Linked DNA regions of Homo sapiens: regions 2 and 3 are each linked to region 1. The links are chromatin loops, found by intact Hi-C in ENCODE. Cell type or tissue: dorsolateral prefrontal cortex. All regions are shown on one strand. Region 1 overlaps LYRM9 (LYR motif containing 9). Region 2 has its middle 24 kb from the start of LGALS9. Region 3 overlaps NOS2 (nitric oxide synthase 2).

Region 1 (8,000 bases):
GTACTATCTTGGCTCACTGCCATTTCCACTTCTGGGGTTTAAGTGATCCTCCTGCCTCAGCCTCCCAAGTAGCTGGGATTACAGGCATGCACCACTAAGCCTGGCTAATTTTTGTATTTTTAGTAGAGACGGGGTTTCACCGTGTTGGCCATGCTGGTCTCAAACTCCTGACCTTAAGTGATCTGCCCTACTTAAAGGCGTGAGCCACTACGCCCAGCCCATTGTGATTTTTATGATAACTCATAGTGAAATGAAATCACGTGCCCACGCTGTGGTGACTCTGTCCAGCAACTTCTCTGCAGAGCCCCCTAGATTCATGCTTCTCAGACTTTAAAATGTGCCTGCAAATCTCCTGGCATCCTTGTTAAAATGCAGGTTTGATCTGGTGGGTCTTTGGGGTGGGGCCCAAGACTACATTTGTGATGAGCTCCCGATGCTGTGGGTTTTGCTGGTTCAGGAGCACACTTTGAATTTCAAGGCTCAGGCCTGTAGGCATTCTCCCCTCTGTGGCTTGGTGCCCTCGCCAGACCATGGCTGATGTCAGAGCTGGTTTCCTAGTGATTGCCCCTCAGGGTCTTCCTGCTTTTCTACCCTACCCTGCCGGTGAGGGACACCTACTCATGCACCACTTGAAGTTGAGTTCCAGAAAGAAGACGCCAGGGATGAGGCTGTAAGTCTCCCTCCACACTCACCTTTGGTCTTGTGGGCCTGCTCTGGGCTAGAGCTTCTGTTGAACTGAATGCCCACCCCACCCCAAGGTGCAGGCTCCATGGGATGGGACAGGAGGGGCCTCTGCACTGCACCAAGCTTGCTTCCCAGAGTACTGGGAACTGGGGGTCAGGGCTGAGTACTGAACTTGGCTTGATGCCCTGGAAGTGATCCTGCTTGTTTTCCAGGGACAGAGGGTCTCACGGATGGCCCCGCTGCCAGGAGCAGAACTGGTTCGGAGGCCACTGCAGCTCTACCGATACTTGCTGCGCTGTTGCCAGCAGCTGCCGACCAAGGGCATCCAGCAGCATTACAAGCATGCTGTCAGGCAGGTGCGAGCTGGCTCTACCAGGTCTGGGGGCTGCCTCTAATGGCAGGCTTAGGGGCGCAGGTCAGAGGCCAAGGCCAGGGCACAGAGCTAGTCTCTGAGATGGTGGTGAGGTGGCAGTGTGGGAAGAGCCACAGGAAACCAGTGCTGGGCAGCCCAGCTCCTCTCTGTCCAGGAAACAGAGGGTGCCTCACCCAGCACACCAGCTGTGCTAGGGCATGCATGAGGCAGCTAAGTGGGTAATTAAAATAGACTGTGGGACACGACATCATTTAGGCAGGCATCCCTGCCAACAGTGCACAACTTGAATTTAATCCTGAGAAAACATCAGGTAAAACCAAATCGAGAGGCCATCTACCACATAACTAATAGGCCTGTACTCATCAAAAATGTCAGTGTCGTGAAACACAACGCTGACATTTTTGATGTTCTGGATTAGAGAACTCAAGAGATATGGTGACTAAATGTAATGTATGATCCTAGACCAGAAAAAAAATGCTGTAAAGAATATTATTGGGAACCAGGCATGGTGGCTCATGTCTGTAATCCCAGCATTTTGGGAAGCTAAGGCAGGCAGATTGAGCTCAGGAGTTCAAGACCAACCTGGGCAACATAGAAAGACCTTGTCTCTACAGAAAAATCAAACAATGAGGTGGGAGGATTGCTTGAGCCCGGAGGTCGAGGCTGCAATGAGCTGTGATTGTGCCACTGCATTCTCACCTGGGTGACAGAGTGAGACCCTGCCTCAAAAAAAAAAAATGAATATTACTGGGGCAGTGCATGAAATTGGAATATGGGCTATGGATTATAGAGTTGTATCAATGTTGAGTCTTCTGAATTTGATTACTGTGGTTATGTCAGAGAATGCCCTTGTCATTAGGAACTACACATGGGAATGTTTAGGGGTAAGGATAGCGTGTCTGCAACTTACTCTTAAATGCTTCTGAAAAAATTTATACATACTTATATAAAGAGAATGATAAAGCGAGTGTAGCAAAATGTTAACAGTCAGTGATTCTGGTAGGAAATTCTTTGTATTATTATCACAACTTTCTGTAAGTGAGAAATCATTTCCAAATAGAAAGTTAGCTAAAATTCATACACATATAATATGGAAAGTAAAAAAAAAAAAAAATCAGAGGTGGCGGTAGCCACAGAGGGCTGTGGAAACATGGAGAACGAGCAGTTAGCTGTCTGGGGGAGTCAAGGAGGGCATGCCAGAGGTGGATGCTGAGCGGGGGGCGCTCCTAAAGATGAGCAGGAGGATGTGTGGGGCTGGGAGTGACAGGGGAGGGAGGTGCCAGTTCTTTTTTTTTTTTTTTTTTTTTTTTTTTTGAGATGGAGTTTCACTCTTGTTGCCCAGGCTGGAGTGCAATGGCTTAATCTCAGCTCACCACAACCTCTGCCTCCTGGGTTCAAGCGATTCTCCTCCCTTAGCCTCCCGAGTAGCTGGGATTACAGGCATGTGCCACCACGCCCGACTAACTTTGTATTTTTAGTAGAGATGGGGTTTATCATGTTGGTCAGGCTGGTCTCCAGCTCCCGACCTGAGGTGATCTGCCCGCCTCGGCCTCCCAAAGTGCTGTGATTACAGGCATGAGCCACCATGCCTGGTGCCAGTTCTTTTTGAAAAGCAAAACCTGAATCTTAGGTTGCTTCTCAAGGATGAATATCTGGTCAAAAGCAAACAGTATCCCATGCTCTGCACTGGGCCTGGGTGGATTTCCTGAGGCCACTCTATCTACTACCTCCCCTCCCTTCCCTGTGTAGCTCTCCTAGCACTGGGCCGAGAGAAGTCCTACTTCTTCCTCCCTGCTGTAAAGCCTATGCAGAGATCTCACCCTGGGGAAAGCAGCGTCTTCTGAGGAAGAGAGATGGAAGTTTCCCCTTGGACTCTACTGCCTGATAGCCTTTGGGCCTAGCTTGATTTGGCAGTAACTTGGGGGCCAGTCTTTTTGCACCTACCTTGGTGGCAGGAGTACATGCTTTGCAGTCACATAGACTAGGATTCAAATGCTATTGTTCAGCAGCAAGTGAGCCTCTGTTTCCTCATCTCTGTGTGGGATAATCATAACAGTCTATGGAGGATGAAGAGAGCTGCTGGGTATAAAGTGCCCAGCAGTGTCCCTGGCCTGTGATTGGTGCTCTGAAGCTGCCTGTCCTGGGAATTTTGCCTAGTCATCTTTCTTTATGCTTAAACTTGCAGAGTTTTCGGGTTCATTCAGATGAAGACAACCCTGAGAGAATCCAGCAGATTATTAAAAGAGCCATTGAAGATGCTGACTGGATCATGAACAAAGTAGGTGCTTGGCCCCTGGGCTCTGCCTGCGAGCTGGGGTGATGATGGCTGTGATCCCCATGACCACTAGAGGCCACTCCTGCCCCACAGTTGAGAATGGTCCCTGTGGAGGAGGCCACCAGCCAGCTGCTTCCCTCCTCCAGAAGCTGAAAGGTGAAGACAAATCCCTTCTGGTTGCATTTATATTCTGCAAGTGGGGAGGGGCTCTCACTCTTCATCCTTAAAGGCAAATTTCTGCCCAACAGTGCTGATCGAGCTGAGAGGGGGCAGCAGGAAGAAGGAGGGAAAGCTATAGTGCCAGAGCCGGCGGTGGCACTGTGATGCCGCAGAGAGGGAAGCTGTCCTGGCGGGGGACTCCCTGTCTCTGGGGGGTATTCACACTGGGGCAGAATTATGGAGGAAACATTCAGTATGTTTTGGTGGAGGAAGGGAGTGAGTCAGGAATGTAGACTGGCGTCTTGGCCCTTAGATGCTGGTATTAGAAGGACCTAGAGAGTTGGAGTGTGACCATACCTCCCTGTCCTTCTAACTCACTCTCCAGAGTGAGTTATCACTATCCTCCCTCCCCAGCCCTGTCAGCTTCCTTTTTCACTAAAGAAGAAAGGGAGTCCAGGCATGAACTAGAGATTTGGCTGCCCAGTGCCTCCTGCTTGGGTTTCACCACCTCCAAGAAGCCCCTGCAGGAGGCAGGTGAGGTCCAGATGATGGAGGCCTGAGATTTCTCCAGAGTCCTCCTGCCCCTGTTGGCTTCCCTCCTCCACTTCGAATCTCTCTGTCTTGCAGTATAAAAAACAAAACTGAGAGCTCCGAGGGTGAGCCTTCCTGGCCTCTGGAAGTTGAGAGGCCCCTCTTCTGGAGCTCAGCAGCAGCAGCTGGTTTGGAAGAGCCATTGGCCTTGTTGGCTGAAAGCCAGAAATCAGGGGAGAAGCTGACCTTGCTCCAGAGGCTCCTCTTGCCGCGGCCATGTTGCTAGCATCCTTTATGTTTGCACTTCCAGCCACTTACGATGTGAAATTTGGGGAGAATGTAGTATTTTTTTGCTTCTTTTGTGTGTTTTTTATTTTTGTGTTTTTGTTCTTTTACTTTTCTCTGAAAGTGATTCATTTATTCTGGAGATCTCTTTATCATTCTCTGAGTCCCAGAGCAGATGTCCCCTCAGGTAGCAACCTGTACAGAAGAAAGCACGTGGGTTTTAGAACCAGACAGATCTGGATTTGAATCCCAGATGCAATAAGATGAAGGTGAAGTGCCTCACACAGGATGTGGCACATGACAGTGCCTGAAGGGCTCCCTTCAAGGAAGCCGTCCTGCCCCGCCCCCTCCTCTGCTCCTGCAGCGCCCTGCACAGCTCTGCTCCCCGCATGCACCGCATCGGGTCTCAGTTTTTTGTTTGCGAGCTTGCCCTGTCCCTGCTTGTAGCCCCTGAGCCCTCACAGTTGTCACACACCCAGCAGTCTGCCAAGGAGCTGCTTTTCCTGACTACTGTCTCTCCATGCCTAGGGAAGTCAAAGCCCTGGGCCTTGCCTTCAGGGAGTTGACAGTGTCCTTGAAGTGGTGAAGTGCCCACCACATGAACCAAGGAGAGACGCCAAAGCAGCTGCCATGGACTCTGGCCTGTCCAAGCCTCTGTGCACCTGCAGTCTCTTTCCACTGGCACTTCCCTGCTTTGCTACCATCGTGGAAGAATGGAAGGGAGGGGGAGAAGGTGGGTGGGCTCAGGGAGAACGGCCAGAGTGGCCAGAAGATGCAGAGAGAAGCCCCACTGGGATCTGAGTATTCCCCAAGGGCACTCAGCCACAGGGATGAACTAGTGTTTGTTTGTATCCTTGCAGTTATGTGACTTAAAGTGACTCAGAGATATCTATGTATGCGAGTGTACTCCGCTGGCAATGAAGTAAATATATCAATTTGTGGAAGCTCGTGTGTCTTCTCAACTGATAAACCATACGTTCCCTAAGCATACGTTGTCTCCTTCCTGAGTGTCATCTACTGTTGAGAACCTAGAGTCAAGTCAGACAAAGCTGCCCAGGAGGGGTCATTCTTCAGAGAAGGTGACTGGGATTGGCCCCACTGCTAGACAACAGTTGATGAGGTCAGATCTGCCCCACCAGGGTATGGGCAAGCTGAGGGGTTTCAGGCTAGGGCCAAAGCTGAGCCAGGCCCCTGTCTGCACCCCTGCCGTTGAGCTGGGGGCCCCTCCTCAGGTGGCAGGGCTGTATTGTGATCATAGGAGTGGGGGCAGCTGTATCCCAGATGTTTCCCCAACAGGAGAGAAATGATTGAAGGCTGACAAGGGTTCAGGATAGAGTTAGTGTCGTTTGCTCTTGACCAGCTCCTGGAGTGGTTCTATGACCTTTAGTTCCTAGGTAGGTGCTTGGTCCAGCTGTGCTGACTTGCCACATGTCAGACAGTGGTTGCCTAGCTCCAGCATGTGGCTGGCCTGTGAGGGAGCCAGCAAGGGGTGGGGTGGGTGAACAGTGTGTTGGCTGCTCTCCCCCAGCCCCTGTGCTGCCACAGAGGGTAGTGAGCCCGGTCATGCAGGGGCCCACGGTAGGGGAGGCAGGATGCACACAGCACTGTGCACACAGGGGCACTGTTGAAGCCTGGGAGAGCCTCCCATCCTCAGCAGCAGCCTTGCCTTCCACCCTGCCCTCTGACTTCCACTACTCCAAGCCCTGCGTGGACCATGCGTATGGGTCCTTCATTTCTCCTCTCAATTCTCAAATGCATAGAGTTGAAGGTTTACAGAGTAGCCTCCAAGCAAATGGAAGAAGGAGATGAAGGTCTCACCCAGAGTCAGCCAGTGTGGCCTGCTGGAGGGGGCTCTGGAGATACAGACACCTGAATTTGAATCCCAGTCTGTCACTTAGTGGTGGTGTGATTTGGGGCAGATTTGTTAACCTGTCAGGCTCACTTTTCTCACTGCTACAGGTTGCACATCCCATGGGCTGGTGAGATTACGGCAGTGCACACAGATGGGCTGTCAGCCATGTGGCCTCCATCTCTTGTCTTTGGTTTACCTGGTGATGACACTTCTCTCCTTTTTCTTTTCCTTTTTTTTTTTTTTTTTTTTTGAGATGGAGTTTTACTCTGTTGCCCAGGCTGGAGTGCAGTGGCACAATCTCAGCTCACCGCAACCTCCGCCTGCCGGGTTCAAGTGATTCTCCTGCCTCAGCCTCCTGAGAAGCTGGGATTACAGACACATGCCACCACACCCAGCTGATTTTTGTATTTTTAGTAGAGTCGGGGTTTCACCATGTTGGCCAGGCTGGACTGGAACTCCTGACCTCAAGTGATCTGCCCGCCTTGGCCTCCCAAAGGGCTGGGATTACAGGTGTGAGCCACCGCGCCCAGCTGATGCTTCTCTTTAGGTGGGTCCTTGCGGCTCTCCCTGGTGTCCACTGTACAAGCAAAATGTCAGCAGGAAAGGATTTGACACGTGTTGCCCACACTTAGATACTCCTTTGGACTCACATTGCCTTTCTGGGGTGCATTTGCATTATAAAGTTTCTGGGTTTATCTGTGTAGCAAAAGACAGATGTTAAAACCCTCAAGGGCCTTCTTTGCAAGACCCTGCATATCTGAGGCTGACTCCTGGGGCAGTGCTAGCCTTGAGTCCTACACCAGCACATGCTTCCTGGGGCAGAGCCTGTCCCGCCCTACGCAGTTCCATTTCTCGCCCCTGTGCCCACCCCATCTTCATTGACCATTTACTGCACAGTCTTCCCTCCACGCAGGAAGGGACTCACAGTCTAAGGGAAAGACAGACGTGGGTTGCCTGGAGGTTGAGCAACTGTGGCTCGTAGGATGTGATCATAACATAGATTTATCTTTTTCTCTCACAATTCCTTTGTATTTTTTTTTTCTGGAGGTTCCTGTTCTCCCTGTCCCTGGATGAAAACTGAGACAAAGCCTCAAAAATTTCTGGCTGGACTTAAATTTTAAAAACCCAAAGCTATGGCTACTTTGAAGTCACAAAACAGTTTCAATGCATGAAGTGAAATGTCCAGTCTCAGGAAAATAAAATTTCAAAACTTGAATTAAGGTTCAGGCATCTCCCTTTTTCCAGTTGGGATCTGCTGCAGAGAGGAAACCTCTGTCAGAGAAGGGGACAGAGGCATCTTTGCTAGCTTGGGGGAGGGGCATTTCAGGCCAAGGAGCACCACTTGTTCAGGGACTCGCATGCTGCTTGGTGTGGTTGAGACATCATGGTGGGTGGAGAAAATAGGGGTGGAGGTGGAGGGGATGAGGCTTGAATACACCACGGGAACCAAATCGTGCAGAGCCCTGCAGGCCTTGCTAAGGAGTTTGGACCTTCTCCAAAGGGGCGATTTTGTAATCAACTCTTTATGTAGTTGTCTCCTCCACCAAAGAGTGAAGCCGTTGAAGCCAGGAACCAGGTATTAGTCGTTGCAGAACCCTCCAGGCCAGTTGTGTGTCTGCTGCCCAGGCTGTGAGCTCTTAAGTGCTGGCTGAATGGAAAGAATGATGATCGCAGGCAAACTGTGATGTCTGTCTTTCATTTGTTTGTTTCTCACTGCTTTCTAGTAATGAGAAAGGCTGGGAGATGGTGAGTATTTCTTGGCTAAGTCTTACCGCCGATGGTTGGGAGCTGCTTTGGAGGAGGGAACACTTGCCCTCACTGCACAGTTGGCAGGCACTTCC
Region 2 (8,000 bases), 220 kb after region 1:
ACTGGGTCAGTGACAAGAGGCTGCCCCCCTGCTCACTCAGCCAGGCCCTCACCTACTTCCTGGACATCACCACACCCCCACCCAGCTGCTGCTCCAAAAGCTGGCCCAGGTGGCCACAGAAAAGCCTGAGAGACGAGGCTGGAGGCCCTGTGCCAGGTGAAGATCAGGGCTGGTGGGCAGTGGGGGTATGTGGGGGGTCCCAGCATGTGGGGAGCCAGAGTCCAGAGCTGGTTTTAACTTTCAAGAGGGATCCACACCAGGTTCCCAAAGTGAGACTTGTCAAAGGCTGGTGGGAAGCCAGGCATCGTCCGCTGGCCCATGTCTAGGACACAGTTGTGTTGAGTGAACTGAATTTTTCCAAGTGTCTGCAGGATGCAACCAGAGTGCACTGCCTTGAACATTAGCTAGAAAGGGGAGCCGCCCTTATCCGTCTTTGCTTTCCCCAAAACTGGAATAAACTTGTCACTTAAGATGTATTGGGGGATGGATGGTGTGGATGAATGGATAAATGGGCATAATGGGCAGAGTGACAGATGGAGAGCTGAATTAATAAGTTAATGAGAGAATGCATTAGCTCACCTGCAACTGTCTGGTTCCAAGTCTGCAAAAGGCACTGGTTGTCATTATTATTGTCATCATTATAGCTAATTATCTCGATTCCAACTACCTCCACCACCATTATTTTGTGGCTGCAATGTACTAACTTGGCACATGCTTTCTCATTTAATTCCCATAACATCCCCACAAGGCAGGCAATACTATCCTTGTTTCACAAAGGTTAAGTAATTGGGATGAGATTCCACAGCTAGTGAGGACACCCAGCCAAGATTTAAACCCAGGTCTGATTGGTTCCAAAGCCTTGCCCCAAATTAAATTGCAACAAAAATTTGACCCCTGCCCACGAGTTGCCGACAGTGGAGGAGGTCACATAAGTTAGATAAATGTACTGGACTGAGTTCCTCCAGGACAGGAACTATTTCTTCTCAAGCTCGGTAGTCTCAGCACCCTGGACAGTGCCTGGCACATGGACTTGTTTGTTGAGTGAGTGAGTGAATGAATGAATGACTACTAGGTTGTGAAAGCCTTTTCCCCCAAAGTGGGGCAGGTGCCCTGAGTCGCTCACATCACCCTCCACTTACTCTCAGAGTACAGCAAGTGGAAGTTCACCAACAGCCTCACGTTCCTGGAGGTGCTGGAGGAGTTTCTGTCCCTGTGGGTGTCTGCTAGCTTCCTGCTCTCCCAGCTCCCCATTCTGAATCCCAGGTTCTACTCCATCAGCTCCTCCTGGGATCACATGCCCATGGAGATCCACCTGACTGTGACCGTGCTCATGTACCACACCCGAGGTGAGCCCAGGGAGGAGGATCTGGAACAGCCGCAGTCTGCCCCTTATTGGGCATCTGTTCATCAACTCAGCCTCAGCTCCCTCATCAGTTCAAGGAGGGAGGGAACACCCACCACCCAGAGTTGTTAACCGTAATAGGAGGCGTGTGGGAGAGATCTGTAGGAACCAGGCACTAAACCAAGCCTTCTGTATGTATATGATCAGTTACATTGTGGGGTAGGCCCTGTGTGCATTTTACAGGTGGCACAGAAAGTCACACTGTTAGTAAGTGGAGAGCAGAGATTCAGACCTGATTAGTCTAACTGCTAAGTCCAAGTCCTCCACCACCCCACTGTTCCACTACTCTTGGGACAATTTAATGAGATCAGACGTGGAGAGCACCCAATGCTTGGTGGGAGGCCAGTGGTTCTTAGTCTTCCTGGTCGTGCAGCCTGAACACAAGGGAGATTCTGCATTGATTGTTCATTCACTTACTCAGCTCATTCAGTGATGGTTTATCTCACACCTCCTCATGCCTGGCACTGGGGTGGGTGTGGAAATACAGCAGACATCAGCCCTGCCCTCAGGGAGCATCTAGAGGCGGCAGTGGAGAGATAGGCATAGAAATAATTAGATTATTCTCATTGTGCTGAAGCCAAGAAGGAAAGGTCAGGGTCACTGAGGGAAGCAAAGTGGGCCGGGGTGGCAGGGGGCGGGGTGATGCTGCCATAGAGCGGGAGGCCAACATCTCGTCCAGGTGGTCTCGGCTCCACCACTGGCCGCTGCCCCCTGCCCTGCCCTCTGTAACTGAGCGTTGCCTGGGTGGGCAAAGCTGGGAGCTGCCCACACTTCTGAGTCCTCTGTCCTCTAGGAAGCACAAACACAGTTTCTAAAAACTGGCCAGAGACTCTGTTTGCCCTGCTAGAGAACAGCCACCCAGACCAGGAGAGGAGAGGCCTACATGTCTTGTGAGAGCAAAATTTAATCCCGAGGAAAACCAGGGGGACCTCTGCAGTTGGTTGGAGGCCTCCTTCAAGTGCTGGGCCATTGTAAGGGGAACAGAACCCAGAGAAACCTCCTGGGTTTCTACAAGCCCGGGAGGGCCCACTGAGGAGGAAAGCAAGGTGCCAGAGCAGGCTGAAATGCGCGGAACTCATCCACCACCCAGGGTTGCTACCAGCAAGGGCCACGCTCATGAGCACGCACAGCAGTAGCCACCCTGAGGGGCCACTTCATGCTGCTGTCAGTGGAGCTCAGTGGTGAGCTGGGAGTGTTCCCGGAGAAAGTCTTTGGAAGGAGCACTGGAGTAGGAGTCAGGGAAGCTGAGCTGTCCACCTGATTCCACCGCGACCTGAGTGACCTTCTCCAAGTCACTTTTCCACTCCGGAACTCAGTTTCTGCTTGGGCAGACGGGACAACCTGCAACCTCTCTAAGTCCCTTTCAACGTTCCTCAGCTCCGCGCTTACAGAGGGTGGATCTCAGAACCAGAACAAACAGCTGCTCATTGAGTCCTGAGAGTGCCTGAGTGGGGGCGTCCAAGGAGGCCGTGGTGTGGGCGGAGCAGCTGGTACAGTTTGCACATGGGCAGTAGGGGACATTGGTCACTTTGTGGTATCGTAGCAGATGGCCAGGGTCCCCTGCACCACGGCGTCTGCAGCACATGGCTCAACAACTGAAGCCTCAAAACCCAGTGCCCTGCTTTGTGCGGAAGTAAGCACCCCTTCCACTCTGTCCCCTGTGGGACCGCCGACCCCTGGGGGTTCCGGGAGGAAAGGGAGGGATCTGGGGTTTAGGTGCCACTCGGGGGCCCCGTGGCCCATAAAGAAGACACTGGGGTCACACTGGTGTGCCTGTCTCTAGCAGGGACAACGATGACAACAGTGCTGGAGGGGCCCAGAGTCCAGTGAGCATGGCCCTTTTTCAGAAGGACCTGGGGGAGGTGCTGGTGCCTGGACAGAAGTGAAGCAGCCTGCAGGACATGGGAAATCAAATAGGAGCTTCTTGTCCTCTCCATCTCCTCACGACCACCCCCCACAGGCCCAGCTCCCCAGCCATCCTGTGTGTGCGTGGGCCTGGGGTGTCTGAGGACTGGCCCCCTCTTCTCCTGTCCTCTTCCGTGTCAGCGGCTTCCACCTCCCCGAGGATCCCTCCCATCCTCGCATCCTTGTCAGGCCTGGCACAGGTATCGCTCCCTTCCACAGTTTCTGGCAGCAGCGGCTCCATGACTCCCAGCGGAAGGGTAAGGCTGGAGGCTTCCCAGGTGGCAGGGGCACCAGGGGCAGCGCCTGCCTAGAATCAGAACCGCAGCCCCACGAACGGTTCCTGGACCTCTCTGGAGGGAAGATCTCCCAAGTTTGCCTCCCTGTGCGGGCCTTTGTGGGTTAGAATGGCCGCCTTCACGTCTCCGGCACCGGAGCCGGGGCTCCCTCTCCTGGTAGTGGGGATAATGGGAAAGTCCTTGCTTTTGAGCTCCGATGGGCTGAGGGAATCCCGCATCTGCATTTTCAGTTGTGTGACTATGGATGAGTGATCTGAATGCCCTGGGCCTCAGTTTCCTCATCTGTAAAGTGGGGATAATGCTATTAACTAGCTAGGATACTTGTGGGAGTTAAGTGAGAATTCCAGTTGGGCTTGGAGCCGTTGCGCCCTCTGGTGGCCAACATGATAACAACAGCCCGGGACTCCCGGCAGTAGTGCTGGAAGGCCGCAGGACCCTGGTCTTCTGGTGCCGCCGCCCAGATGAGGACCGCCACCTACCGGGAGGAGATGCTAGAGATGACCCGGAAGCGGGTGCTGCATGCGGTGCACACGCCTATTCCCTCCTGCCTGGCAAGCTAAGGTAAATGCAGCCTAAAAGCTGGTGAAGCCATTACACACACAGGCTTCAGTATGAGCCCTGGGTCCCCACGGGCCCCTCGCCTCCCTGAGACTTCAGCTCTTGAGCTCTAAAATGCAGGTAGTTCACAACCATCAGAGTGATGCTATGAAGAGCGTTACACCCTCTCATACAGCATAAGCGACAGGCCCGGAGAGGTTCAGGACTAACCTAGGTCACACGCGGGTTAAGCCCAGAGCTTAGCCTGCTGAAGGTCCCCAGCAGGACCCCTGGGACATGCGACTGCCCAGGGAGAGGTGATCCAGGCTGGCTGTGTCAAGCCCAGCAAGACTGGAGGGCGGCCAACGCTTCCACCACGGCCCTCAGACAGGCTCTGCTGCCCCCAGGGCCGCGTTGTCTCCTGAGCCGGAGGTGTCAGAACAGACTCTCGGTCCTCACACATTTGTCCCATCAGGGCACCTCTCGGGTCCAGTGCTCTGTGCCCAGTGCTGGGGCCACTGGGCATCCTGTGTGGAGCAGGAGCAGAGAGTCCCCGACTGACTCCTGGACCTTCTAACTGCGAAGCCCGGGATCCGTACCCTGCAGGGACCTGATGGACAGTCTGCATTGAGAGGCTACCTTTTCCAGAGTATAGACAGAGCCCTGGGCAGGGGGACTGGCTTCACTGATGCTTCTTTGAGGCATGGCAAATTCAGAGACAGTCTGGGATCCCCACTGGATGGTCAGCCCCTCGAGGGCAGGACTGTGTCCAGCATTTATCTCTCTAATCCCAGCCCAGCCCCAGGGGCATCTGTGCGCCTCATCCTAAGCCTGGCCCCATGCAAGGTCCTGGCTGGGAGGGGACTCACTCCTCACCCCTTAGTGCCCTCTCCCCACTTCCCTGAGGACAGCAGGCCTGCCTGCAAGCCTTGTCCCCAGCAGCTGGGGACTGAACCCACCACTTCCTCTGGTTTCAGGTCGATGTTCAGGACATCCTGCAGCAGCAGCTGGCCAGCAAGGTGCTCCGTGTACTCCACGAGGAGCCAGGCCACCTCTATGTTTGCTGGGATATGCGCATGGCCTGGGATGTGGCCCACACCCTGAAGCAGCTGGTGGCTGCCAAGCTGAAATTGAATGAGGAGCAGGTCGAGGACTATTTCTTTCAGCTCAAGGTATAGTAGTGGGTGTGTGGGCTGAAGGTGCCGGCCAAGGGCACAGGCCGTTGGAGCCAGGACCAGGGGTGGCAGGTAGACCCAGGGGAGTCAGGCCCAGAAAAGTTCTGGGCCCCAAGAGAATCTTAGCAGTGGCTGAGATCTGAGCTGGGTGGGCTGTCAGAAGGCCCTACTGCACATCCTGGACCAGTTGGCAGCTTTGAGAAGTCGGGGGAATGTGTTCCATTTTTCCATCTGTAGAATGGGGGCAGGAGAGTCTCCCTGGCCTCTCCCCAAACCCCCCTTTCAGAAAGTATCTGTGTGGCCAAAGCAAGGCTGTGAACACAGGGGAGAGCAAGGCTGCCCCTTGTCAGCCTCGTGTGAACCTCACACTTCTTATTTACACCCAGGCTGGCGTCTGCTCACCCTCATCCCCCCAGCAGGAAGGGCTTGCATTTTATTGATGAAGATAATAGTGATATTTATCAAGGGCTTACACTGGGCATACTACTTGCCAAAGATTCTGCTGTGACATTTTGTTCAGTGCTGCCGAGGATTTTGTGAGGGAGGCACCCCATTTTGCAGAGGGAAGGGGGCCTACGGGGACCACAGCAGTGAATATGAAAGCCTAGAGCTCAGTCTGCCTCTCTGTGGTACCAAAGCCTGTGATTGTCACTTCCATACTCTCCCTAAGACACATTCGTACGTTCAACCAAACATTTTTTGAGCACCTACTATGTGCTAGGGATAGAGCAGTAAATGAATCAGGCAAAAATTCTTTACATTCTACTGGGGCTGACAAACCCAAACAAGGAAGAGCTGTAGTGCTTCAGAGAAAAACAGCAGGAAACAGCCCAGAGAACGCTGGGGAGTGTAATTTTAAATAGGGTGGCCAGGGAAGGCGGAGCTGGAAGGCGGCATCTGAGAATAAACCTGAGATGGTGAGGAGGAGCCCTGTGGATACTGAAGGAAACACTCTGGGCTGTTCTGGAGGGGCAGCAGGTACAAAGGCCCCGGGGGTGGGAGTTAAGCTGGTGTGTTTGAAGAACAGTGAGGAGATAACAGGCATTTCCCCAAATGCGTTGAATGGGTCGGTAGACAGTTGGCATCAAAAAGGTTCCAAGGTCGAATAGCCTGGGACATGCTTAGTTAAGGCAAGGCAAACACGTTGCTTTACTACAAGACTTCTGGAAGCCTTCAGCATGCTGCTGCTCATCAGGACCCTTCAAGGCTGGAAGGAAAGAAAGGATGTGGCATTTCCCAAACATATTTATCTCAGAGCTCACACCTCCTGGAGTATCTTGGGTGGGGGATGAGTGCTGGGCAGGAAATGGGTATGCTAAGTAAAGCTTTGGAGATGGTTAGAGGGCCCGCACCAGAGCAGGTGCTGAGGGCCGTTAGAGTCTAAACCAGATTCAAGCACAATCTTAGTATGACAGTTGGGAAGACAGATGGCTCATGGAGGTCCATGTGATAGGGAAGCTGGGCAACCCCGGGGGCTCATCCCAGCCTGGACTTGACACTTTGGTCTCTGTTTCCACCTAAAAGAGCCAGAAGTGCTATCACGAAGATATCTTTGGTGCTGTATTTCCCTACAAGCAGACAAGGCGGCAGTGCAGCCCAGGAGCCTGGAGATGTCAGCGCTCTGACGGCCCGTAGGAGGGGTTAAAGCTGCCGGCACAGAACTTAACCACGGAGCCAGCTCTGCATTATCCGAGGTCACAGGGCCTGGGGAGATGGAGGAAAGTGATATCCCCCAGCCTCACATCTTATTTTTTCACTTCATTCCCCATCAAGCCCTTTACTTGACCTCCTACCAAGTAGCACCCTGGATTGATCAGAGCCTCCTCTCTCAAGCTGGGGCCTTCCTGGTCCCTTGGAGACGAAATCTTCAACGCCAGGCCTGGCAAGTGGGTGAAAGATGGAACCCGCTGCTGAGTGCACCACTTCAAGTGACCACCAGGAGGTGCTGTCACACCACTGTGTATTTAACTGCCTTGTGTACAGTTATTTATGCCTCTGTATTTAAAAAACTAACACCCAGTCTGTTCCCAACGGCCACTTGGGTCTTCCCTGTATGATTCCTTGATGGAGATATTTACATGAATTGCATTTTACTTTAATCACACTGTATGTGTGTGTGGCGGGGGAGGGGGGTTGGGGGCTGTTTTGTAGGGAATGTGGCCCTCAGTTATACAGAGTGGGGAGCTGGTGGGTGTCGCAGCCTGGACAGATCCCCCACAGAGGGACAACCCAGGCAGGCCATGGCTCCTCTGAAATGGCTGCCAGGTGTGACAGCAGAAGATGGAGCTTCGTTGCTTGTCCAAAGACCTGTGGTAGGGCAGGGGGCACAGGCCTGCCTCCCTCACAAAGGATCTGAAACGGGGTCTGGCGTGGGTGGGATTCTCACATGAGGCCAGCGCTTCTGGGAAGGCCTTGAGCTTCTTCTTAGACACTGTCTTAGCGTTTTGCTCTGGGGCCACCTGTCCCATGTGAGTTTGTCTCATACGGATGTGGTCCCTGGGAAGGCAACATGTCGAGGCAAGTGTGGGCCACAGCATCCTCGTCTGAGGGATTGGGGACCCTCCCGGGTTTGGAGCTGGCCAAGGAAGGCTTCTTAAGAGACTGAGCCCCATTTCCTTCTCCTGGTCAGAACCAAGGAAGGAGCTCAGCAGGGGACGCTGGGGTCCTAGCAACACACGGCTCCCA
Region 3 (8,000 bases), 120 kb after region 1:
AGTGGGGAGCCAGGGTTTGAACCCGTGTCTTCTGGCACCAGGGTCTGTGCTGTGACTGCCCTGCATGCTGCTCCCTGGGACTTCCCTTTGGGCTCATCTGCTCACCCAGCACATCTTGGTACAGCACCCAGGGGACTGCAGTCATGGGCTTCTCTCTAAGTGAACAACTGGCCTGTGAGGTATCCATTAGTCTTTGGTGGATTTAGTCATTGTGAGTCTGTAGATCACCAGTGAGTGTCTTGCTAAAGTTCAGGTCTGGGCCAGAGAAGGACGTGGTTAGTTTATCAGGACCACGCCAACTTACTGCCCCTTTGGGGGCTGGTGATCAGCCTTCCCTGGCAGTCCTTTCTCCATGCGCCACCTTCTTCCTGCCTTTTGCTCTTAGAGCCAGGTCTTTAGAGCCTCCTTTCCCCTGCAGCTGGAGAATAGAGGGTGTCTGCCTGGGGGCCTCGCTACCTGCTGAGAATCCTGAATGGGGCCTCTTTTCCATCCTGACACCTTCCTTCCCCATCCAGGCAGCTACTGGGTCAGTGACAAGAGGCTGCCCCCCTGCTCACTCAGCCAGGCCCTCACCTACTTCCTGGACATCACCACACCCCCAACCCAGCTGCTGCTCCAAAAGCTGGCCCAGGTGGCCACAGAAGAGCCTGAGAGACAGAGGCTGGAGGCCCTGTGCCAGGTGAAGATCAGGGCTGGTGGGCAGTGGGGGTATGTGGGGGGTCCCAGCATGTGGGGAGCCAGAGTCCAGAGCTGGTTTTAACTTTCAAGAGGGATCCACACCAGGTTCCCAAAGTGAGACTTGTCAAAGGCTGGTGGGAAGCCAGGCATCGTCCGCTGGCCCATGTCTAGGACACAGTTGTGTTGAGTGAACTGAATTTTTCCAAGTGTCTGCAGGATGCAACCAGAGTGCACTGCCTTGAACATTAGCTAGAAAGGGGAGCCGCCCTTATCCGTCTTTGCTTTCCCCAAAACTGGAATAAACTTGTCACTTAAGATGTATTGGGGGATGGATGATGTGGATGAATGGATAAATGGGCATAATGGGCAGAGTGACAGATGGAGAGCTGAATTAATAAGTTAATGAGAGAATGCGTTAACTCACCTGCAACTGTCTGGTTCCAAGTCTTTGCAAAAGGCACTGGTTGTCATTATTATCATCATCATTATAGCTAATTATCTCAATTTAAGCTACCTCCACCGCCATTATTTTGTGGCTGCAATGTACTAACTTGGCACATGCTTTCTCATTTAATTCCCATAACATCCCCACAAGACAGGCAATACTGTCCTTGTTTCACAAAGGGTAATTGGGACAAGATTCCACAGCTAGTGAGGACACCCAGCCAAGATTTGAACCCAGGTCTGATTGGTTCCAAAGCCTTGCCCCAAATAAATTACAATAAAGATTTGACCCCTGCCCATGAGTTGCCGACAGTGGAGGTAACACAAGTTAGATAAATGTACTGGACTGAGTTCCTCCAGGACAGGCACTTATTTTGTCTCAAGTTTGGTCGTCTCAGCACCATGGACAGTGCCTGGCACATGGACTTGTTTGTTGAGTGAGTGAATGAATGAATGAATACTGGGTTGTGACAGTCTTTTCCCCAAAGCGGGACAGGCGCCCTGAGTCACTGACATCACCCTTGGCTTTTAGCCCTCAGAGTACAGCAAGTGGAAGTTCACCAACAGCCCCACATTCCTGGAGGTGCTAGAGGAGTTCCCGTCCCTGCGGGTGTCTGCTGGCTTCCTGCTTTCCCAGCTCCCCATTCTGAAGCCCAGGTTCTACTCCATCAGCTCCTCCCGGGATCACACGCCCACAGAGATCCACCTGACTGTGGCCGTGGTCACCTACCACACCCGAGGTGAGCCAGGGGCAGAGGCTCTGGAACAGCCCCGCTCCGCCCATTATTGGACATCTGTTCATCAACTCAGATTCAGCTCCCTCATCAGTTCAAGGAGGGAGGGAACACCCACAGCCCAGAGTTGTTAACAGTATTAGGAGGTGTGTGGGAGAGATCTCTAGGAACCAGGCACTAAACCAAGCCTTCTGTATGTATATGATCAGTTACATTGTGGGGTAGGCACTGTGTGCATTTTACAGGTGGCACAGAAAGTCACACTGTTAGTAAGTGGAGAGCTGAGATTCAGACCTGGATAGTCTAACTGCTGAGTCCAAGTCCTCCACCACTCCACTGTCCCACTACTCTTGGGACAATTTAATGAGATCAGATGTGAAGAGCACTCAACCCTTGGTAGGAGGCCAGTGGTTCTTAGTCTTCCCAATCATGCAGCCTGAACGCAGGGGAGATTCTGCATTGATTATTCATTCACTCACTCAGCTATTCAGTGGGTGCCTGGCACTGGGGTGGGTATGGAAATACAACAGAGATCAGCCCTGCCCTCAGGGAGCATCTAGAGGCGGCAGTGGAGAGATAGGCATAGAAATAATTAGATGATTTTCATTGTGCTGAAGCCAAGAAGGAAAGGTCAGGGTCACTGAGGGAAGCAGAGCAGGGGGTGACGCTGCCATAGAGCGGGAGGCCAACATCTCGTCCAGGTGGTCTCGGCTCCACCACTGGCCGCTGCCCCCTGCCCTGCCCTCTGTAACTGAGCATTGCCTGGGTTGGCAAAGCTGGGAGCTGCCCACACTTCCGAGCCCTCTGTCCTCAAGAAGCAAAAACACAGTTTCTAAAACCTTGGCAGAGACTCTATTTGCCCTGCTAGAGAACAGCCACCCAGACCAGGAGAGGAGAGGCAGACGTGTCCTGTGAGATCAAAGTTTAATCCCGAGGAAAACCAGGGGGACCTCTGCAGTTGGTTGGAGGCCTTCCTCAAGTGCTGGGCCATTGTAAAGGGAACACAACCCAGAGAGACCTCCTGGGTTTCTACAAGCCCAGGAGGGCCCACTGAGGAGGAAAGCAAGGTGCCAGAGCAGGCTGAAATGCGCGGAACTCATCCACCACCCAGGGTTGCTACCAGCAAGGGCCACGCTCATGAGCACGCACAGCAGTAGCCACCCTGAGGGGCCACTTCATGCTGCTGTCAGTGGAGCTCAGTGGTGAGCTGGGAGTGTTCCCGGAGAAAGTCTTTGGAAGGAGCACTGGAGTAGGAGTCAGGGAAGCTGAGCTGTCCACCTGATTCCACCACGACCTGAGTGACCTTTTTCAAGTCACTTTTCCTCTCCCCGTCTCAGTTTCTGCTTGGGCAGAAGGAGCAACTTGCAGCCTCTCTAAGTCCCTTTCAACGTTCCTCAGCTCCGCGCTTACAGAGGGTGGATCTCAGAACCAGGAGGACAAACAGCTGCTCATTGAGTCCTGAGAGTGCCTGAGTGGGGGCGTCCAAGGAGGGCCGTGGTGTGGGCGGAGCAGCTGGTACAGTTTGCGCATGGGCAGTGGGGGGACGTTGGTCACTTTGTGGTATCGTTGCAGATGGCCAGGGTCCCCTGCACCACGGCGTCTGCAGCACATGGCTCAACAGCCTGAAGCCCCAAGACCCAGTGCCCTGCTTTGTGCGGAAGTAAGCACCCCTTCCACTCTGTCCCCTGTGGGGCCGCCGACCCCTGGGAGTTCCGGGAGGAAAGGGAGGGATCTGGGGTTTAGGAGACGCTCGGAGCCCCTTGGCCCATAAAGAAGGCACTGGGGTCACACTGGTGTGGCTGCCTGTAGCAGGGACAGCGATGACAGGTGGGTCTCAAGAGTCCAGTGAGCTTGGCCCTTTTACAGAAGGACCTGGGGGAGGTGCTGGTGCCTGGACAGAAGTGAAGCAGCCTGCAGGACGTGGGAAATCAAATAGGAGCTTCTTGTCCTCTCCACCCCCTCACGACCGCCTCCCACAGGCCCAGCTCCCCAGCCATCCTGTGTGTGCGTGGGCCTGGGGTGTCTGAGGACTGGCCCCCTCTTCTCCTGTCCTCTTCAGTGCCAGCGGCTTCCACCTCCCCGAGGATCCCTCCCATCCTTGCATCCTCATCGGGCCTGGCACAGGCATCGCGCCCTTCCGCAGTTTCTGGCAGCAACGGCTCCATGACTCCCAGCACAAGGGTAAGGCTGGAGGCTTCCCAGGTGGGAGGGGCACCAGGGGGCCAGCGCCTGCCTAGGAGCAGAACTGCAGCCCCACAAACGGTTCCTGACCTCTCTCGAGGGAAGGCCTCCCAAGTTTGCTTCCCTGTGCGGGCCTCTGCGGGTTAGAATGGCTGCCTTTCCGTCTCCCGCATAGTAGCCAGGGCTCCCTCTCCTGGGAGTGGAGGTAACAGGAAAGTCCCTGCTTTTGATCTCCGATTGGCTGAGGGAATTCTGCATCCGCACTTTCAGTTCTGTGACTATGGATGAGTGATCTGAATGCGCTGGGCCTCAGTTTCCTCATCTGTAAAGTGGGGATAATGCTATTAAATAGCTAGTGGGAGTGAAGTGAGAATTCCAGTTGGGCTTGGAGCCCTGGCGCCCTCTGGTGGCCAACATGGTAACAACAGCCCGGGACTCCTGCAGGAGTGCGGGGAGGCCGCATGACCTTGGTGTTTGGGTGCCGCCGCCCAGATGAGGACCACATCTACCAGGAGGAGATGCTGGAGATGGCCCAGAAGGGGGTGCTGCATGCGGTGCACACAGCCTATTCCCGCCTGCCTGGCAAGCCCAAGGTAAATGCAGCCTCAAAGCAGGTGAAGCATTACACACACAAGCTCCACTGTGAGCCCTGGGTCCCCACAGGCCCCTCGCCTCCCCGAGCCTTCACCTCCTGAGCTCGAAAATGCTGGTAATTCACAACCATCAGAGTGATGCTGTGAAGAGCATTACACCCTCTCATACAGCAGAAGCGACAGACCTGGAGAGGTTCAGGACTAACCTAGGTCACACGCGGGTTAACCCCAGAGCCCAGCCTGCTGAAGGTCCCCAGCAGGCCCCCTGGGACACGCGACTGCCCGGGGAGAGGTGGTCCAGGCTGGCTACGCTCAAGCCTTGCAAGGCTGGAGGGCGGCCGATGCTTCCACCACGGCCATCAGAGGGGCTCTTCTGTCCCCAGGGCCGCGTTACCCCCTGAGCCTGGGGTGTCAGAATAGACTCTCGGCCTTCACACATTTGTCCCATCAGGGCACCTCTTGGGCCCAGTGCTCTGTGCCCAGTGCTGGGGCCACTGGGCATCCTGTGTGGAGCAGGAGCAGAGAGTCCCTGACTGACTCCTGGACCTTGTATCTGGGGAGCCCGGGATCCATACCCTGCAGAGACCTAATGGGTAGACTGCATTGAGAGGCTCCCTTTTCTGGGGTGTAGGCAGAGCCCTGGGCAGGGGGACTGCCTTCATTGATGCCTTTTTGAAGCATGGCAAATTCAGAGACAGTCTGGGATCCCCACTGGATGGTCAGCCCCTCGAGGGCAGGACTGTGTCCAGCATTTATCTCTCTAATCCCAGCCGAGCCCCAGGGGCATCCATGCACCTCATCCTGAGCCTGGCCCCTTGCAAGGTCCTGGCTGGAAGGGGACTCACTCCTCACCCCTTAGTGCCCCTCTCCCCGCCTCCTTGAGGCCAGCAGGCCTGCCTGCAAGCCTTGTCCTGAGCAGCTGAGGACTGAACCCACTGTTTCCTCTGGTTTCAGGTCTATGTTCAGGACATCCTGCGGCAGCAGCTGGCCAGCGAGGTGCTCCGTGTGCTCCACAAGGAGCCAGGCCACCTCTATGTTTGCGGGGATGTGCGCATGGCCCGGGACGTGGCCCACACCCTGAAGCAGCTGGTGGCTGCCAAGCTGAAATTGAATGAGGAGCAGGTCGAGGACTATTTCTTTCAGCTCAAGGTATAGTAGTGGGTGTGTGGGCTGAAGGTGCCGGCCAAGGGCACAGGCCGTTGGAGCCAGGACCAGGGGTGGCAGGTAGACCCAGGGGAATCAGGCCCAGAAAGGTTCTGGACCCCAAGAGAATCTTAGCAGTGGCTGAGATCTGAGCTGGGTGGGCTGTCAGATGGCCTTACTGCACATCCTGGACCAGTTGGCAGCTTTGAGAAGTCGGGTGAATGTGTTCCATTTTTCCATCTGTAGAATGGGGGCAGGAGAGTCTCCCTGGCCTCTCCCCAAACCCCCCTTTCAGAAAGTATCTGTGTGGCCAAAGCAAGGCTGTGAACACAGGGGAGAGCAAGGCTGCCCCCCGTCAGCCTCGTGTGAACCTCACACTTCTTATTTACACCCAGGCTGGTGTCTGCTCACCCTCATCCCCCCAGCAGGAAGGGCTTGCATTTTATTGATGAAGATAATAGTGATATTTATCAAGGGCTTACACTGGGCATACTGCTTGCCAAGGATTCTCATGTGACATTTCATTCAGTCCTGCCGAGGACTTTATGAGGGAGGCACCCCCTTTTACAGAGGGAAGGGGGCCTACGGGGACCACAGCAGTAAATGTGAGAGCCTAGAGTTCAGTCTGCCTCTCTCTGGTTCCAAAGCCTGTGATTGTCACTTCCATACTCTCCCTAAGACACATTCATACGTTCAACTGAACATTTATTGAGCACCTACTATGTGCTAGGGATAGAGCAGTAAATGAATCAGGCAAAAATTCTTTACATTCTACTGGGGCTGACAAACCCAGACAAGAAAGAGGTGTAGTGCTTCAGAGAAAAACAGCAGGAAACAGCCCAGGGAACGCTGGGGAGTGTAATTTTAAATAGGGTGGCCAGGGAAGGCAGAGCTGGAAGGTGGCATCTGAGAATAAACCTGAGATGGTGAGGAGGAGCCCTGTGGATACTGAAGGAAACACTCTGGGCTGTTCTGGAGGGGCAGCAGGTACAAAGGCCCCGGGGGTGGGAGTTAAGCTGGCGTGTTTGAAGAACAGTGAGGAGATAACAGGCATTTCCCCAAATGTGTTCAGTGGGTCGGTAGACAGTTGGCATCAAAAAGATTCCAAGGTCGAATAGCCTGGGACATGCTTAGTTAAGGCAAGGCAAACACGTTGCTTTACTACAAGACTTCTGGGAGCCTTCAGTATGCTGCTGTTCATCAGGACCCTTCAAGGCTGGAAGGAAAGAAAGGACGTAGCATTTCCCAAACATATTTATCTCAGAGCTCACACTTCCTGGAGTATCTTGGGTGGGGGATGAACGCTGGGCAGGAAATGGGTATGCTAAGTAAAGCTTTGGAGATGGTTAGAGGGCCCGCACCAGAGCAGGTGCTGAGCAGGGTTAGGGTCTAAACCAGATTCAAGCACAATCTAAGTATAACAGTTGGGAAGACAGATGGCTCATGAAGGTCCATGTGATAGGGAAGCTGGGCAACCCCAGGGGCTCATCCCAGCCTGGACTTGACACGTTGCTCTCTGTTTTTACCTAAAAGAGCCAGAAGCGCTATCACGAAGATATCTTTGGTGCTGTATTTCCTTACGAGGCGAAGAAGGACAGGGTGGCGGTGCAGCCCAGCAGCCTGGAGATGTCAGCGCTCTGAGGGCCTACAGGAGGGGTTAAAGCTGCCGGCACAGAACTTAAGGATGGAGCCAGCTCTGCATTATCTGAGGTCACAGGGCCTGGGGAGATGGAGGAAAGTGATATCCCCCAGCCTCAAGTCTTATTTCCTCAACGTTGCTCCCCATCAAGCCCTTTACTTGACCTCCTAACAAGTAGCACCCTGGATTGATCGGAGCCTCCTCTCTCAAACTGGGGCCTCCCTGGTCCCTTGGAGACAAAATCTTAAATGCCAGGCCTGGCAAGTGGGTGAAAGATGGAACTTGCTGCTGAGTGCACCACTTCAAGTGACCACCAGGAGGTGCTATCGCACCACTGTGTATTTAACTGCCTTGTGTACAGTTATTTATGCCTCTGTATTTAAAAAACTAACACCCAGTCTGTTCCCCATGGCCACTTGGGTCTTCCCTGTATGATTCCTTGATGGAGATATTTACATGAATTGCATTTTACTTTAATCACACTGTATGCGTGTGTGGGTGTTTTGTAGGGAAAGCTCTTCTCAGAGTGGGGAGCTGGTGGGTGTCACAGCCTGGACAGATCCCCGACAGAGGGACACCCCAGCCAGT

The links. Hi-C counts contacts between places; a loop is a spot of excess contacts. Peaks named below come from ENCODE experiments on the same cell type or tissue, not always from the same donor. Only the 100,000 strongest peaks of a DNase experiment are listed, where the experiment ranks them.
Region 2: a loop joins it to region 1, with 11 times the contacts of the local background. A loop is called at or near these places in 55 of 110 quality-filtered maps.
Region 3: it touches region 1 in a loop (11-fold over the local background); 74 of 110 quality-filtered maps call a loop at or near these places.

Annotation. Positions count from the first base shown.
Region 1 is chr17:27,875,609-27,883,608 of GRCh38, reverse strand. It overlaps LYRM9 (LYR motif containing 9), which reads left to right. Exons shown (of 4, transcript NM_001076680.3): 2 at 897-1,040; 3 at 3,243-3,335; 4 at 4,119-5,251. The coding sequence starts at 915. The coding sequence ends at 4,136. Among named protein-coding and RNA genes, the nearest start is that of LYRM9, 14 kb to the left of the region's middle. RefSeq lists an enhancer at 954-1,644. In dorsolateral prefrontal cortex, CTCF peaks have their summits at 3,203 and 3,405 (motif pointing right); a DNase peak (open chromatin) is centred at 3,418; H3K27ac peaks cover 5,017 bases.
Region 2 is chr17:27,650,862-27,658,861 of GRCh38, reverse strand. It overlaps the pseudogene NOS2P1. Among named protein-coding and RNA genes, the nearest start is that of LGALS9, 24 kb to the right of the region's middle. In dorsolateral prefrontal cortex, CTCF peaks have their summits at 3,776 (motif pointing left), 3,976 (motif pointing left), 7,037 and 7,240 (motif pointing right); DNase peaks (open chromatin) are centred at 3,981 and 7,241; H3K27ac peaks cover 866 bases.
Region 3 is chr17:27,756,660-27,764,659 of GRCh38, reverse strand. It overlaps NOS2 (nitric oxide synthase 2), which reads left to right. Exons shown (of 27, transcript NM_000625.4): 21 at 516-679; 22 at 1,655-1,862; 23 at 3,429-3,516; 24 at 3,916-4,037; 25 at 4,482-4,630; 26 at 5,585-5,779; 27 at 7,307-7,894. The coding sequence ends at 7,414. Among named protein-coding and RNA genes, the nearest start is that of NOS2, 40 kb to the left of the region's middle. In dorsolateral prefrontal cortex, CTCF peaks have their summits at 4,249 (motif pointing left), 4,448 (motif pointing left) and 7,736 (motif pointing right); DNase peaks (open chromatin) are centred at 4,449 and 7,719.